Linked DNA regions of Mus musculus: region 2 is linked to region 1. The links are chromatin contacts, found by Hi-C or POLR2A ChIA-PET in ENCODE. All regions are on one chromosome and are shown on one strand. Each heading gives the region's core, a stretch centred on a gene start or an enhancer-like site at or near the end of the contact. The rest is flanking DNA. Distances are from core to core; before and after follow the strand shown.

The links. A loop is a pair of places that touch in the nucleus more often than their neighbours do. ChIA-PET counts read pairs that join two places held with the same protein, here RNA polymerase II (POLR2A).
Region 2: a loop to region 1 is called in a map of heart, with 2.2 times the contacts of the local background. The contact joins the enhancer-like site here to the promoter of Pcsk6 in region 1. A Hi-C loop is called at or near these places in 4 of 37 maps with a recorded cell type or tissue (heart and left cerebral cortex). POLR2A ChIA-PET finds 5 or more read pairs at or near these places in 3 of 5 experiments (all embryonic stem cell).

The regions. Positions count from the first base shown.
Region 1 is chr7:65,859,019-65,866,012 of GRCm38, reverse strand. It overlaps Pcsk6 (proprotein convertase subtilisin/kexin type 6), which reads right to left and starts at 3,877. Exons shown (of 22, transcript NM_011048.1): 1 at 3,570-3,877. The coding sequence starts at 3,842. It overlaps Gm20684 (predicted gene 20684), which reads left to right and starts at 3,971. Exons shown (of 3, transcript NR_169041.1): 1 at 3,971-4,168; 2 at 4,776-5,023; 3 at 5,639-6,746.
Region 2 is chr7:65,898,586-65,905,579 of GRCm38, reverse strand. The region is part of intron 1 of Pcsk6 (proprotein convertase subtilisin/kexin type 6); the gene reads right to left. Among named protein-coding and RNA genes, the nearest start is that of Gm51486, 29 kb to the left of the region's middle. Within about 2 kb of position 3,064, at least 1 of the 3 ENCODE cell types and tissues checked has a DNase peak (open chromatin) inside an H3K27ac peak, as active enhancers do; it is heart, where a contact is called at or near this core.

The DNA.
Region 1 (6,994 bases), core at 2,628-5,127:
AGAGTAGGCCATTATACTTTTCTAAGAGTCTTATATGCGCTCAGATCTTTAATCCTGTCTAGAATTTAACATATGTATAGTGTGGGCTAAGAGTCTAATTGTTTCTCCATGTGGACAGTCAGTTCTTCCAGAACCACTTATTAACTAAATGGCCCATCTTTCCTCATCCATCTGCAGCTCCTCGATTGGCACGCACAGGCTCCCACGCACCCTTGGCTTGGAGTCCACTCCACGGATGGGTGGAACCATCCCTGAACCAGTGCCAGCCTGCTGTGATCCCAACACCCCTCTGGCTCTTCTTTCCCAGACTTCTCTGCGGGATTCTTGGACCTCACTATACCCTACGAACTCTATAGCTCATTTGTGGAGTCCACATATAGTTCAATCCCATGGGGATTTATGAGATTACAGTGGATTAATGGATTCACTGGCGGGGAGGGGGGGCAAATAGTTTTACAGGGGCTCTGGTCCAGTGGTACAGCATCAGCACCATCCGTTCCTTGGCTCCCCCAAATGAAAACATTTTTCCACTTTTCCATCCATTCTCCCCTTTAAATGACTCATCCCTAAGTACCTTACAGCTTTGATGCTGACATGGACTACAGTCACCCTTGTCTTCTATCTGCTGAGCACACACAGGTGGTAAGTTCTCCAGCAGCCCGCTCAACTCTCTTCTCATGAATTCTCACGACTAATCTCTGGGTTCCCTTCCTCTATCCCTATAGTTGTGGTTACTGCCAACGGCAGTATTTTACCCTTCCAAATTTTTACTTTTTAAAACCATTGGTTCATTTATTTACTTTGTGTGTGTTCAGATGTGCGCACACAAGTGTATGCCACAGCATACACGTGGAAATCAGAGGACAACTTTGGGAACTGGTCCTCTCCTTCCATCACGTGGGTCCCACGGATCAAGTTCAGGTCCTGAGACTTGAGAGTAACTTCCTTTACTCGCTGAGCCATCTCACTGGCCCATGACTTTTATTTCTCGCTAAAAAGCAAACTTGTTGCTTTATCTGGAATGATGCCTGGGAGAGGGAAATGGCGCCTAGCCTGTCTTTATTAGATGCATATTGTCTAATGGAAAAGGACAGAGCCTGCATCAAACTGAAAGAGACCCAGAATTTGAAAAAGGTCAATAATGGCTGCCCTGAGTTACCTGTGGATCATGTTAAATAAATAAATCAAGTCAGGTTATCAGTTGTATAAAAATAAAACAGTCAAGCAAGAATGTCACAGCACAGCCAGAAAGACGGACAAGAAAACCAAGCCTGTGACTCAGGCAGGTACAGAACAGAGCTCTAATTGCCCATTAAGGGTTTAGAAGAAACAGTCACACAAAGGCGGTCTCGGAGCAAGAGACAAAGCAGTTATCATAATGGCAGGGGTGACACACAGTTACCGTGTGAACACAAACAGCTCCCTCCCTTAACTCCCCCCACCCACCCCATTTACTCATCTATAAAGCAAAACTAAAAACGTCTACATCTTATTTATGAGTCACAAATTCTCCTGCTTGAAAATGGCAATAAGGTTTTTAAAGAGTTCTTGCCGAGTAGGTAGAGGCTGGAGAGCTCCAGGCCTTTTCCACATTAGCCGCACTTAAAGGCAGGGAAGGAAAAGCTGATTTGGGAATAAAGTGTGCTTGGAGACAGCTCTACCCCCAAACCAGTCATCTTGCAGCTCGGAAACGTCCCCCTCGCATACCTCCCAGCACAAGGCCTACCAAGCTGAGTGACAGGCTGTGTGGAGTCTGGCTGCACTGTTCAGAGAGACCTTTGGGGCCACCCAAGAACGTCACAACAAGCCTAAAAAACCTTGCCCACAGGCAAAATCGGGAGCACAGACCTTGCTGGTGAACAGCTCAGTGAACTAGAGTAGATTCAAAGGCTAGCACATCCAGGAGGTGAGCAAGGTTATTCCAAGAATGTCAAAGGGAGAGCTAACTACGCCTCTCTGCCCCTTGCACGGTGGAGCAGAGTTCTTCACCTCCTCTCTCCTCGCTTAATTACAGGGACCCAAATCCCAGGCACTTTGTAATTTACCACCCAGTTTAAGAATCACTTTTAGTTGAGACAAATTGCTGGGCCGCCTGGACAGAGCCAGGAAGAGTAGCAGGAGCTGGGAGTGCTAATCAAACAGGAGAGCTTTCTTCTGCCCAGACAATCAGCCCTGCAGCTTTGACAGCTACAGAGAGCAACGAAGCCAGGGCCACCAAAAGGCAAAATCTTAGCTCTTTGGATGTTTGAAGACACAAAAGCGGATTCTTTCCTTTTGGAGAAACTCTGACCTGGAACTTCACAGAGCAGAATTTCCCCTTCCAGGAGGCCTTCCGATTCACGTCAAGTGCAGAAGCACACGTTTACTGGCTTCTGTCACAGATAATGATGAAACTAAATCTGTCTGCTATTTAACACTGTCTGCTACTGCAGTTTGAGTTACAAGGCCACCCTCCCTTCATTTCACTTGATTCTCCAGAGTGTGTAGTTTATGGATCTGTTAAGGTGCTGAGAGCTCTCCTGGTGGGACTGCACATTTTGAACCTGCTGAGGTCCCTCCACGGACCATAAACCGGAATCAACCTGCCCCCATTGCCCCTCTGCGGGGCTGCAATATGGAAAGGCACCCTGCATTGGCAGTCCTTGGGAGCTGCGCGGACCTAGTGCCCTATCTCGGCTTCTCTTGGTATAAATGACAGCCAGCTTATACCACCAGGGGTGAGAGAATGGGCATCCCATGAGTAGTGCCTTGCTTCTGAACACTCCCGGCTCATCTCAACAACCTCAGGCAGTACAAAGTCGCCACCCTTACGGATGAGCAAGTCAAGAAATGACATGTCCAAGGTCATGCAGCTAGTGGGCAGACAGCTGCCTTTCCAGCTGCATCCAGAGCCCAAAGCAAAGCAATCCATGTCTTTGCCTAGAGAGGTTTCAAGTGCAGAGTTCAGCCTACAACCAACCTGCAGCTTCTGGGTCCTGCTTGCACCCTGACCCAAACCTGACTTCTGGACACAGGCACCAGCGCACCACACAGAGGGAAAGCCAGTCCCTGAGTTGCCCGGGTCATGCTCACATCGCCCAACCAGCGCCTGACTGCCTTGGCGCACGAACGGGAGCCCAGAGCTCCGGGCGACCCGTCGAGGGCAGAGTGGCCCGAGACGGAGCTAAGGCTCGAAGGCCACAGGGAAATAGGTACACGATGATGATGGCGCGGGTGGGCAGAGCGCAGCGACCCCTTAGGCGCCCACTCGAACGCGGCTGGGCAGGTGTAGGCGCCCGACCTGGGCTTCCGAGGCCACACACTTCCGAGTGCGAATGCTCGGCGACATCGCCTGGGGACCCACGGCCTCGGGCCCTCCCGCGTGACCGTCCACGCAGCCTACCACGTCCTTCCCGCCGAGTGTCCCACGGCTCTCCCAGAGAGTCCCCGCAAGAAGCCCCCGCCGTCCCCAGCGATACGGGTCGCCTTCCCACGCGGCGCCGCTGGCCGCGGGCTTGGCAAGGCGCCCCCTCGCGCGTGGCCGCCGGCGGCCGGGAAAGTTTGGGGCGCGCGGGGCCGGCCGTACTCACCTGGCCCAAGTTGAGGTAGCCGTGCGCCGCAGCCACGCGGTCCGCCGCGCCGGGGCCGCCCAGCACTTGCACTGCCCAGTGGTTGGTGTAGACGGGGCGCGGCGGCGGCAGCGCGGAGCAGGCGGCGGGCAGCGCGAGCAGAAGCAGCCAACGCCAGGGGCGCAGCGCGAGCGGCGGGAGTCCGTGCCGGCCGGCGGCCCCTGCGCCCCGCGCGACATCGGCGGCCCGGGGCGGCGGCCGGGGCCCGGGCGCTGGCGGCGCGCGCGGAGGCATGGCAGCGGCAGGCTCGCGCGGCGCCCGAGCGGCGAGTGCGCCGGGGGGTGGGGAGCCGCCTTTTAAAGCCGCTCCGCGCCGGGGAAGCGCCGCCGCCGCGGGCGGGAGCCGGGGAGGAGGAGGCCGCCGCGGCGCGTTCCCGCCCGCGCGGCCCGGTGGCGCCCCTGGGCCCGCGCTCGTGCGGCAGTCTCCCGGCCCGCCAGCAGCCGGGGGCCGGCGCAGGGGAGGCTCGAGACTTCGGGTCTCTCGGAACACGGCGCTGCCCGGAGTGGCAGCCTGGGCTCCGCGCGTTCTGCTAGAAGCCGGGAGGGCTCTGGGCATCCCACGTGAGTTCCCCATATCCCGGAGGAGTTGACTTAGAGCGGCACCTTCCTACCGGTTGCGCCCCTGGAGGCTGAACTCACCTGCTGGGGTCCCCAAGGCTAGGCAGCCTTGCTCAACTTAGCTGTGGCAGTGAACATGCAAATGTGCAGGATCTTCAGGGGAAAACGATGCCAGGAAAACACTGGGGTGTCCCAGGATCTGGCCCAACCTCAAGACCACATTGCATGGGCAAAGGGCATGTGGCAAACTTAGCTGGAGTCTATGAGAGTATTGAGGACACAGCGTCCATACAGGGCTGAGGCTTTGCTAGGAAGGTTGTACAGGTGAACTCCTTAGCTGACCACTTAGCATCTGTATGATGTTGGGCCCCTTTCTGTTCTTGCTGGGCTTGTAAGATGCGGATAACAATAGCATCTATCCATCCATCGGGCTGTTTTGAGGATGTCAGCTCTTCCTTTGCAATCAGCTGACAGTAATGTTTGTTTTGATGAGCCCAGGGCCTGCCACGTGCTTGGTATTCAGTAGATGGTGTACACTCTTAAAAGTACCCACTGAGCTAGGACCAGTCAGTGTGAATGTAAGTTGACTCATCCTCACCCCTCCCTCCAGGAACAGCCTGGAGAAACCGGGGACTCGTTCATACTGTGAAGATGCAATGAGAGGCTGGGATGGCTGCAAGCCTCGGACGGCCCATTGGTCCCAACTGGCCTCATACAGAAAGCAAACCTTCAGCCTGATTAATACAAGAGGGGGACCAGGAAACCGAAGACAGCAAAACAAGGCAGAGAAGGCCTTGAGTCACAAAAGAAGCTACCTCACCAACGCTCAGGTTCCAAGAGCACCTGGCTCCCAGACTGGTACTGTATGGAATTCACTTGCCTGAGTCTATAGCCAGGCAGATCAGACAGACAGACATGCTAGGGGATACAGGAGAGAGAGAGAGAGACAGAGAGACAGAGAGACAGAGAGAGAGAGACAGAGAGAGAGACAGAGGGCCAACTGAAGTCTTTTCCAACATCCCTCTCAGGAGTCCTTGGGTTTTTTTTTTTTTTTACCTCAGATGATCCATCCTTTCTATAAGCATGAGTCACCTTAATGAAGGTAGAAGGAGAGGACAGTTGGTGGGGGGCCCAACCAGGACATGCCAAATTCATGCCAACAGAGCTCCTACCACAAATACCTTTTGTGTGCCTCTGTTGTCCCTGGCCAAGGGGAGTCAGCTCTCTGGGCAGTAACTCAAGATCCCCTCTTTGTTGCAGAAGTTGACGCCCTGGGACAAGGCCTGGTTCCCCCTGCCTGACAGAAAGATCTAAGGTCATCATACAAAGTGGCCAGCCCTAGAGAACACTACACTTATGTTGGGCAAAGACAGCATCCAGACCCTTCAGCCTGCCTCTGTTCAGTCAAGCAGAGAAGCTGATGGACAGAGGAGAGTGGAGGCAGGGGATTCAGTCTGTTCTGTTCCTTTCCAGCAGTCCACATGGACAATCTGAGTCCCCTTTCTGGCCTTCGTGGGCCAACCTGTCTTTGACTCATCCCAGATCCTGTGCTATGCTTCAAGAGCATGACCTGCGTGAAGACCCTGCGGTGCACATACTCTAGATGATGTGGAGCACTTCGTATTCCCAAGAGGGTACCCCTGTTACAGCAGTTATCCAGACAGGCCGATATGTGGGTTTTCTGTAATAATTTGGTAGATGAAGGGAATCAGTCTACTGAACTATTTAGAGGAGGCTAAAACACATCTGAATTTTGTATTTGGAGGGGGTCAGGGTATATTTTGTTAACAAGGCTGATCCACTGGGACTAAACCTCCTGCTTGTTGTAGACGTACCTGGGCCACAGAACGGCTGTAGGAAGACCAGCTTGCCAAAATGAACATCCTAAATCAAATTGCTGCCTGTGAGTTTCCAATTGATTTACACGGTGACAGGATTAACTCAATCACAAAAGTCCCAGCCCTCTGAGTTGAGATAGGATCTGTAATAAAACTTGCCTCGTCTTCCTGCAGAGAGGGGATTTCATTACTCACTCATCCCCACTCTCCAGATGTCCAGATGGCCCTGAGGTGCACACAGCTCCCAGGCTGGGAGTGAGTGTGTGTATGGGGGGTGGGGGGTGGGGCGGGGCGTGTGGGGGGGTGCTTCTTCTCTAGATTGACGTCGGCCAGGCTGGGCAGGGACAGGACAGGGACTGGAAAGGTGATTGGAGGTGGCCTTGTCTCAGAAGTTAGAAAATATCATCCAGAGATGATTTTAATGACATCTTCCCAAACAGAAGAAAAGATGTTAAGGAGTGTTAAGATGTGTTAATGGAATTGTATTCTTATGCCTACCCCTGGTCCCTGTACAGCAAGAGCAGGGCTGCCTAGTTGGGCTACAGTGTGCCCCTAATTCAAGGCTTCTGTTGCAGTTATTCATGTGCTTGTCTCATGTGGTCCTCAAAAACAGGACATGTGCCTGTCCATTGTCATATCTCCTATCATGACAATAGCATACCCTTAATGTTATGTACTCTAAATATGTATTTCTTGAAAAATTTTTCACCTCTGTAAAAGAAATTATAAAAACTTGAACTCGGTGATGATTTATATATCATATATATTGAATTATGTTCTACATGCATGTGGGTGTCTACTGCACAGGCTCTTGGGACTCACAATTATCTTCATTTAAGTGATAGAAACTTGACTGCAGAGTTGTACCTTTGTGAGTATGTAGGCTCTACAGGACAGAATGCTAGCTCTGTGTCGCACGGGCAGAGCCTTCAGGGGACTAGAGAAGACTGAGCACTTGGCCCACAGGTTGGAGCATCCATTTGTGTGTGAT
Region 2 (6,994 bases), core at 1,815-4,314, 40 kb before region 1:
CCATGGGCTGGGACACTGACTCTGCTCCTATGGTCAGTTGGCACAACTGTGCACAGCACCTCTCAAGCCAGTCTCTGAACAGCCTGTCGTTACAGAGATGCACCGGATGCCACACACATGTCCATGACAAGCAGAGGGCAGCTCCTCTCGCCTCCCCTTTGTGGGACCAGGAGCGGGAGTCACTGTTCCTTAAATCTTAACATAAAAAAAAATTCAATATGTTCTTTTCTCCTTTCTTGCCCATGGAATTTTCACAACGTGTTCATCAGAATCAGTCTCTCAGAGCACTATCCGATGAAACAATTTGCTGAATATCAAATGCTCATGTTTCGCTACTCAACATCAATATGTAACTATATACATTAGGTTGATAAAATTGGTAATATCATTAAAACATCATTAAAGGCCTTGCTAAATGTTCTCAACCAGAACACTGGAAGAAATGAGATAAAAAAAAAACTCAGAGAGAAGAGTCAAAAGTAGTTCAGTTCTCCCTACCACGAGGCTCTATTAGACATTCCAAAACACTAGGTAATGTAGGTATACGGGGCAGACAAGGGAGGTACAAAGAGAGAGTGGAATTGGGAGCTGGCCCATCCTGTCCCTTGCTGGACCTCGAATGCACCTAGCTTAGCAGGCAAGCAGCAGAGGACCACGTCCATCCCGTGCAGCAAACTCAAAAGTTCAGACCCAAGCAGCTAGCTGTTAAGTCTAACCCCATCTTGCAGACAGGGGAACTGAAGCTTAGACCAGTGAAGGTAGAGCTTCAAGACCATGTAGCACGTTAATAACACAGCTAGGATTCCTAGGCATCAAGCCTCTATCTTTTGGTGCAATTAAAAGCCAATAGCTTCCACGGAGACTCCAAAAACCTGACATCTGTCCTCAGTAGGAGGGTCTCCACACGGGGCCCATATCTCAGCATGTGATACTCTTCTGTTTCCAGGGGAAAGTATGGGGTCACGCATTAAGCTCAATGGTACATTTTCCATTATACATTATGTGTGTATGTGTGGGTGGATGGATGGATGTTCAAGTTGTATGAAGACCTGTTTGTTCTGCTGTGAGTGAGATATACTGGTATTATAATGCATATATGTATATATGTATGCATGTCTATTATATATTCAGATGTGTGTATTTATTTAAAAATGTGTTTGTGGCTATGTATATCTGTATTTATATATATATATGAATGTATTTTACATATGAATATGAATGTGTAGGAATTTGTATATATAGATACATAAACATTCGTGTGTGTGTGTGTGTGTGTGTGTGTGTGTGTGTGTATTTATGCAGGACTCGTGACCAAAGCCCAGCAAACCTTTGATCTTTTTTTTCCCATAACCATCATATGAATAGGCTGCTGGGGCCTGTGCTGACTGCCCTAATCCAGAAGCCCCGGGTCTATGGCTCCCCACTGTAGTATACTTCAAACACAGGCAAATAGCTGCAGTAAATCAGCTGCAAGTTGGGTCTGACCTCAGATGGAGGTTCTGGTTACAGAGGCCTGGGTGGTGATGGGGCTTCTTGGTTCTGGAGAAGAGAGCAGCTCAGCCTTTCCCAGGAGGCTGCTAGCTGGTTGCCCTCTTCCTCCCCTCTCCCCAGGGCTCAACTCAGGGCCACCGGCTCCTCTAGAGCCTCCTTTCCCTCCACCTGGATGGGTCCTGAGTACCCTGCATTCTCGTGGCTGAGGTGTTGGAAGGCTGAGCCCTACTCTCAGCATCTCTGTCCTCAGGCTTGGCACAGAACAGATGTCAGCAGACGACTCTCACACAACCAGAGCCACCATCATCGCTTTGCCCCCACTTCCCACTCCCTGAGAGCCTACCTATCCTCTGAGGAGCTCCGAGGCATGGTGGGAGGTACCACCCAACCTTCTCAAAGCAGCTCCTTAAATGGTCCACATCTTCATCCCCTGGGGCAGGCCTTTGACGGGGACTAGCCCCCACGGTGCTATGCTGGCCCCTTCATCTCTTCAACATCACCACACTGCCATTCTGCCCAGCTCCTCACTGACACAGAGCCACCTCTCTTGTCACACATATCGGCTTCTGTCCTTAAGAGACTTTGTCATGTGTAAGGACCCTTATCTCTTGTTGCTCCATAGTCCTATGTGAGCTCACGCCGGTCCTCTGCAGTGACTCCACTGACTCCTGCTATTGTTTACCTTATCCTAAAGTCACTAACTGCCTCCGGGAAGCCTTCCCAGATCTCCCAGACTCAGTTCTCATTGCACCTATATACATATAGACCAGGGAAAGTGTGAGTCCAGAGGGAGGACTGACAGCTCCTTCCCTTCTGGGCACAACTGTCTTCCTTTTACTCTCTCCCAGCCAGTCCCCATCCCAGGACAGCCGAGAAGCTGGAAACCACTATGCTGTGGAGCTGAGGGACCAACTGGCAGCTGGTGGCCTGGGCAGACGTAGCCTCTGTGCTATCTAAAAGGCACAGCTTCTCCTCCACCCAGGTGGCTGGAGGTTATTCATGGGGAGCACACAGCACAGATGGGAGCACCACAGGGGGAGGATCCGAAGGAGAGCATGCGAACAGTATCTGAGCAGACTCCAAGCAGTGTCTGAGCAGAGTCTTGAGTTTTTATTTTAAGCACAAGCATTTACTCTCATGTTTACTGAGCCCCGTGGGCTGCCAGCTGGAGCTCACCCTGTATTCTTCAAGACAGCGCTACGTGAAGGAATGAAGGAGGAGCGACAGTCTCATCCATCCGTGTCTGATGTGCAGCAGAGCCACTGCAGAGCACCAGCAGCCACCCCAGATGACACTGAGTCTTACAAAGGTCCACCAGCTCTGGGGCCAGAGAGCTGGCTCTGCTCTCGCTCTCAGGGAGTTGCCTAAGTGCATATTTTGGACAGTCTAGGAAAACATCACCCCACCTCCCCAGGCTCGAGCAGCTAAATCTCGCCTGCCTCAAGGGAACAGCTGATAAGCAGCCCTGGGAACGTCCCCCTTCAAGGTCTCCACATGAATGGGGAGTAGATTTGCAGCTTCTGACTGCAGAAACCTCCCTTTATCACTCCCGGAGCCTGCCCTTGGCTGGACACAGATGTCTCCAGCCCTCTTCCTACAGCTGCAGCTTGCTGGCTTCTGGGGCTGCTGGGCTTTCTTGGGGCTGACATCTTCCAAAGGCCTTGGCTTTCTGGAAGAGTCCATGTCTCAGTCATGGTCTCCTGGGTCCAGTTATATAACGCTATTGATCCCAGTTGGCCTGCTTAAGAAAAACACAACTAATTAGAGCCCATAAAAGCCTACACACCAAATTAATTCTGAATTGCTCCGGTGACTTCCTCCTAAAAATGTTATAAATAGAGATGGCCACCGGGCCTATATTTAGCCTGTGCTGGGCTACCTGGTATTTATAATTAAGGAAGTCCAGAGGGACAGAATGGACATTTTGTTGTTTTTTTTTTAAAGCACTTTTTTTACAAACTGCTTCCCATTTCAGTCACATATACACACAGCCACATTCTGTTATTGCAATAATTACAGTCCCACCCGAGTTAAGATGCTGCACGATTTCTCAGTTCTTTCAAATTATGTTCTTCAACACATACACACCCCAAACAGTACAATTAAGCTGGTCAACTTCCTGCAAATCCCTTTAAAAAAAATAACATTAATTTTGATTTTGTAGACTTCATTTTCTTTCCCTTGAGCTGCTGAAGCAAACAGCCTGGTTTCTGATGAGGAAGCCTGACGTACCCACTTGGCCTGGGCTCATACTGCTCATGGCTGCAAACATTCTTTATTTTTGAAGATCTCCTCTCTAAAGATCTTACTAGTTAAAGGGTTCTTAGTGGTTGTGTGAAGTTCATTATTGTTCTTCATTCCTGATCCTAATGCCCCCTGTGTATTCACTTGTTTTGCTTTTATTTGATTTTTTTTTAAAGAAAAACATGCAGCCCTTCCTCTCCTGAGGTCCTCTAACCTAAGTGTCATAAGGACAGGAGCACAGCTTGTGTGGAGAGGGGACAAGAGGAAGGCCTGGGGTAGACCAGGGCAAGGCATGGCAGCTGGAGCTCAGCAATGAGGAAGGCATCCCCGCTGGTAATGGAAAGCCTAGGAAATCCGTAGGCAGAGGCCCCACTCTGGACGTCTACATGTGAGCAGGTCCCCAGGGTGGGGTGGAAACCAGTGAATTCGTCAGATGGGTAAACGGCAGGGGCGCTGACGAGTGTATCAGGACATCAGGAGCAACGGAAGCCAGATCTCCCAGCACTACAGAAGGTCAATCATGCAAGGCAGAACTCTTGAGAACTCTTTCGTTTAGGACTGGAATTAGCCGTCCTTGTAAACTGTTTTCAATGCAGATAGAGAAGTAAGCGCACGTGGGTGGCGTGGTTTGGAAAAGTGTCATCCATAGAAAGGCCCATGTGCTAAAAGCTCGGTCACCAGCTTTGGGGAGATGAAAGAACCATTAAAAGAGGTGGAGCCTAGTGGGGAGAAGTCACTGAAGACAGCCACTGACGGAAGAGTAGGTAGGTCCCAGTGCCTTTCCTCTCGTGCTTCTTGGCTGCCATGAGGCAGGTAGTTTTGCCCCATTATACACTCTCATCAGGACCTACTGCTTGGCCACAGCAGCGGGGCTCCGGGCTGAAACCCCACACATGGTGAGACAAATTAAGGCTTGCCTACTTTTGTCACAGGGTCAGAGCACCATACATGAGGTGTATGTAGACACAGATGCACAGTCCCAACCTGTCCCCCTAGCCTGAGAGCAACAATACTCCAAAGCTACAAAGCCACGAAGAATACAGTGATCTCGCATACAATTTCCCTACTGAAAAGAACAGGGCTCCCGTGGGCCATGGCTGGTTCTGGGACAGGAACAGCAGGAGAACGTGTGGTATCATAGATAGGCAGGAAGCAAGCAAAGGCCCACAGAACTCCAGAGACATTTGAGAAGAATACAGAGGCCAGCTTGAAGGGCACCCACTGACCAAGCTGGGCACAAGATGTTCTAATGAGCTCTGACTAAAACAAGAAACCATGACATGAAAACAAGAAAACAGACACGAGTAAATTGATAATAAACCTGAGCTTCCTGTGGAATATCTGCTATGTGTCCTACAGTTTCAAACTATTACACAAAATACAATTATGAAGGCAAAACCCAGACATTTTGACAGTGTAAATTCTGATGAAAATCGCCTGAGTCAAGTGACCTATATAAGCATCACGAGAGACACAATGGATGAAATGTGAGCCAGGGGCTGTGGGTGCCTCGGGATGGCTTGCCTCCTCCACATTGCACTTTATTCCTAATGTAAGACTTTAAGATGGTGTAAACCCAACCCGATGCTTAGAGATGACATCTTCCGGGGGTGACTGCAGTTAGGTAAGCTCATGTGGGGACACCCCATGACTTGTATCTTGATAGCTTTATAAGAAGAGAGAGAGAGACACCTAATATAGGAACAGATTCTTCCTGTGTCCTGCCATGCCATGGCAGCCTGAGCCAGCTTGGGACCCTGCTGGCAGGGAAACAATCACTGGTACGGGCCCTTGACTTTGGACCCCGAGAACCATGAGCCAAAGTAAACATCTTTTTCTTTATCCATACTCACTCTGTACTATTGCTATTAGCAACAGGAACAAGGCTAAGATGTGGTCAGATACCATGGCAACAACTAATGTCCCTTCTGTAATACTTCCATCAAGACCTGACCAACCCAACTGGAAGGATGTTTCCCAAAACACCTGGCCTAATATGTAAAAAGGATTTAGGTCAGGTCATGAAAGAAAAAAAAAAAAAAACCACTAACAATGCTCTAGAGTGGAAGAGATTGAACAGCGATGTCACGGTCTCTCTGAAGGTCACCCTGCTGGAACCTAAGGCAAAGGAGAAATAAGCAATACTGAGCTGAACTGCAAATTTTAATATTTTGTCCATGGGTTTTTACGCATCAATTGTTATTTGTCTTCACAATAGTCTTTTGGTACCCTCTCATACCATGCCCTTCAGCCACATGCCAATCTCATCCTGCCCTACGGCCTGCCCTGCTAAGGAGACCTGCTCACCAAATGTCACCTTGACTTTGAACAGAATCCTTCTCTATACTTTGTCACTATAACAAAATACCCCAGGCAGTTAATTTGTGACGAGAAAACGTTTGGTCTACCTGACAGTTCTGGGGGTCGTCATCTACAATGACGTGGTCCTGGTTGCCTGTGAGGAGGTGGAGCAGCATGGGGGACACCATGACAGAGCAAAACCACTCATCTACGGCCAGAAAGAAAAAACACAGAGGAAGGGATTGGCTTTCCGTGGGCCCCTTTGAGGGTATGCACCCACGTCCAGACCCACCTCTCAAAGGACCTGCCTCTTCCCAGTCACATCAAACTGTGGAGAACTTTCGAACCCAAGCTTGGTCCTCAGTGAGAACCACTGTTGGGCGCCCGAGGACAGTGAGGCTCACACGTGGGGACAGCCCTGCAGGCATCTGCTGCAGTTCTACAGAAACTGCCCTGTGCACCAGAGTGTTGGGGTTGAAGAGACCAAGCCAGGAACAGTCTCCCCAAGAGCACGCATTACAGGATTCTAACTCTCCTGAGAGCTTGTGATTGGTTTCAATTTTGTTTTTACATTTTTTTTTCATTGCAGTAAAACAAAGCATCTAACCTCCCAGTTCCCTTTCCCAGTGAACACTGAGGCAGTTTGAATGAAAATGGCGCCCACAGACTCACAGGAAGTAGCACTATTAGGAGGTGTGGCCTTGTTGGAGGAAGTGTGTCACTAGGGATGGGCTTTGAGGTTTCAGAAGCTCAAGCCAGGTTCATTGTCTCTCTCTTCCTGCTGCCTGCTGATCAGGATGTCGAACTCTCAGCTCCTGCTCCAGGATCATGTCTGCCAGTGTGCTGCCATGCTTCCTACCATGACAATAATGGAAAACCTCGGAACTGTAAGCTAGTCCGTTTCCTTTTTGGGTTGCCATGGTCATGGTGTCTCTTCACATAAAACCCTGACTAAGAC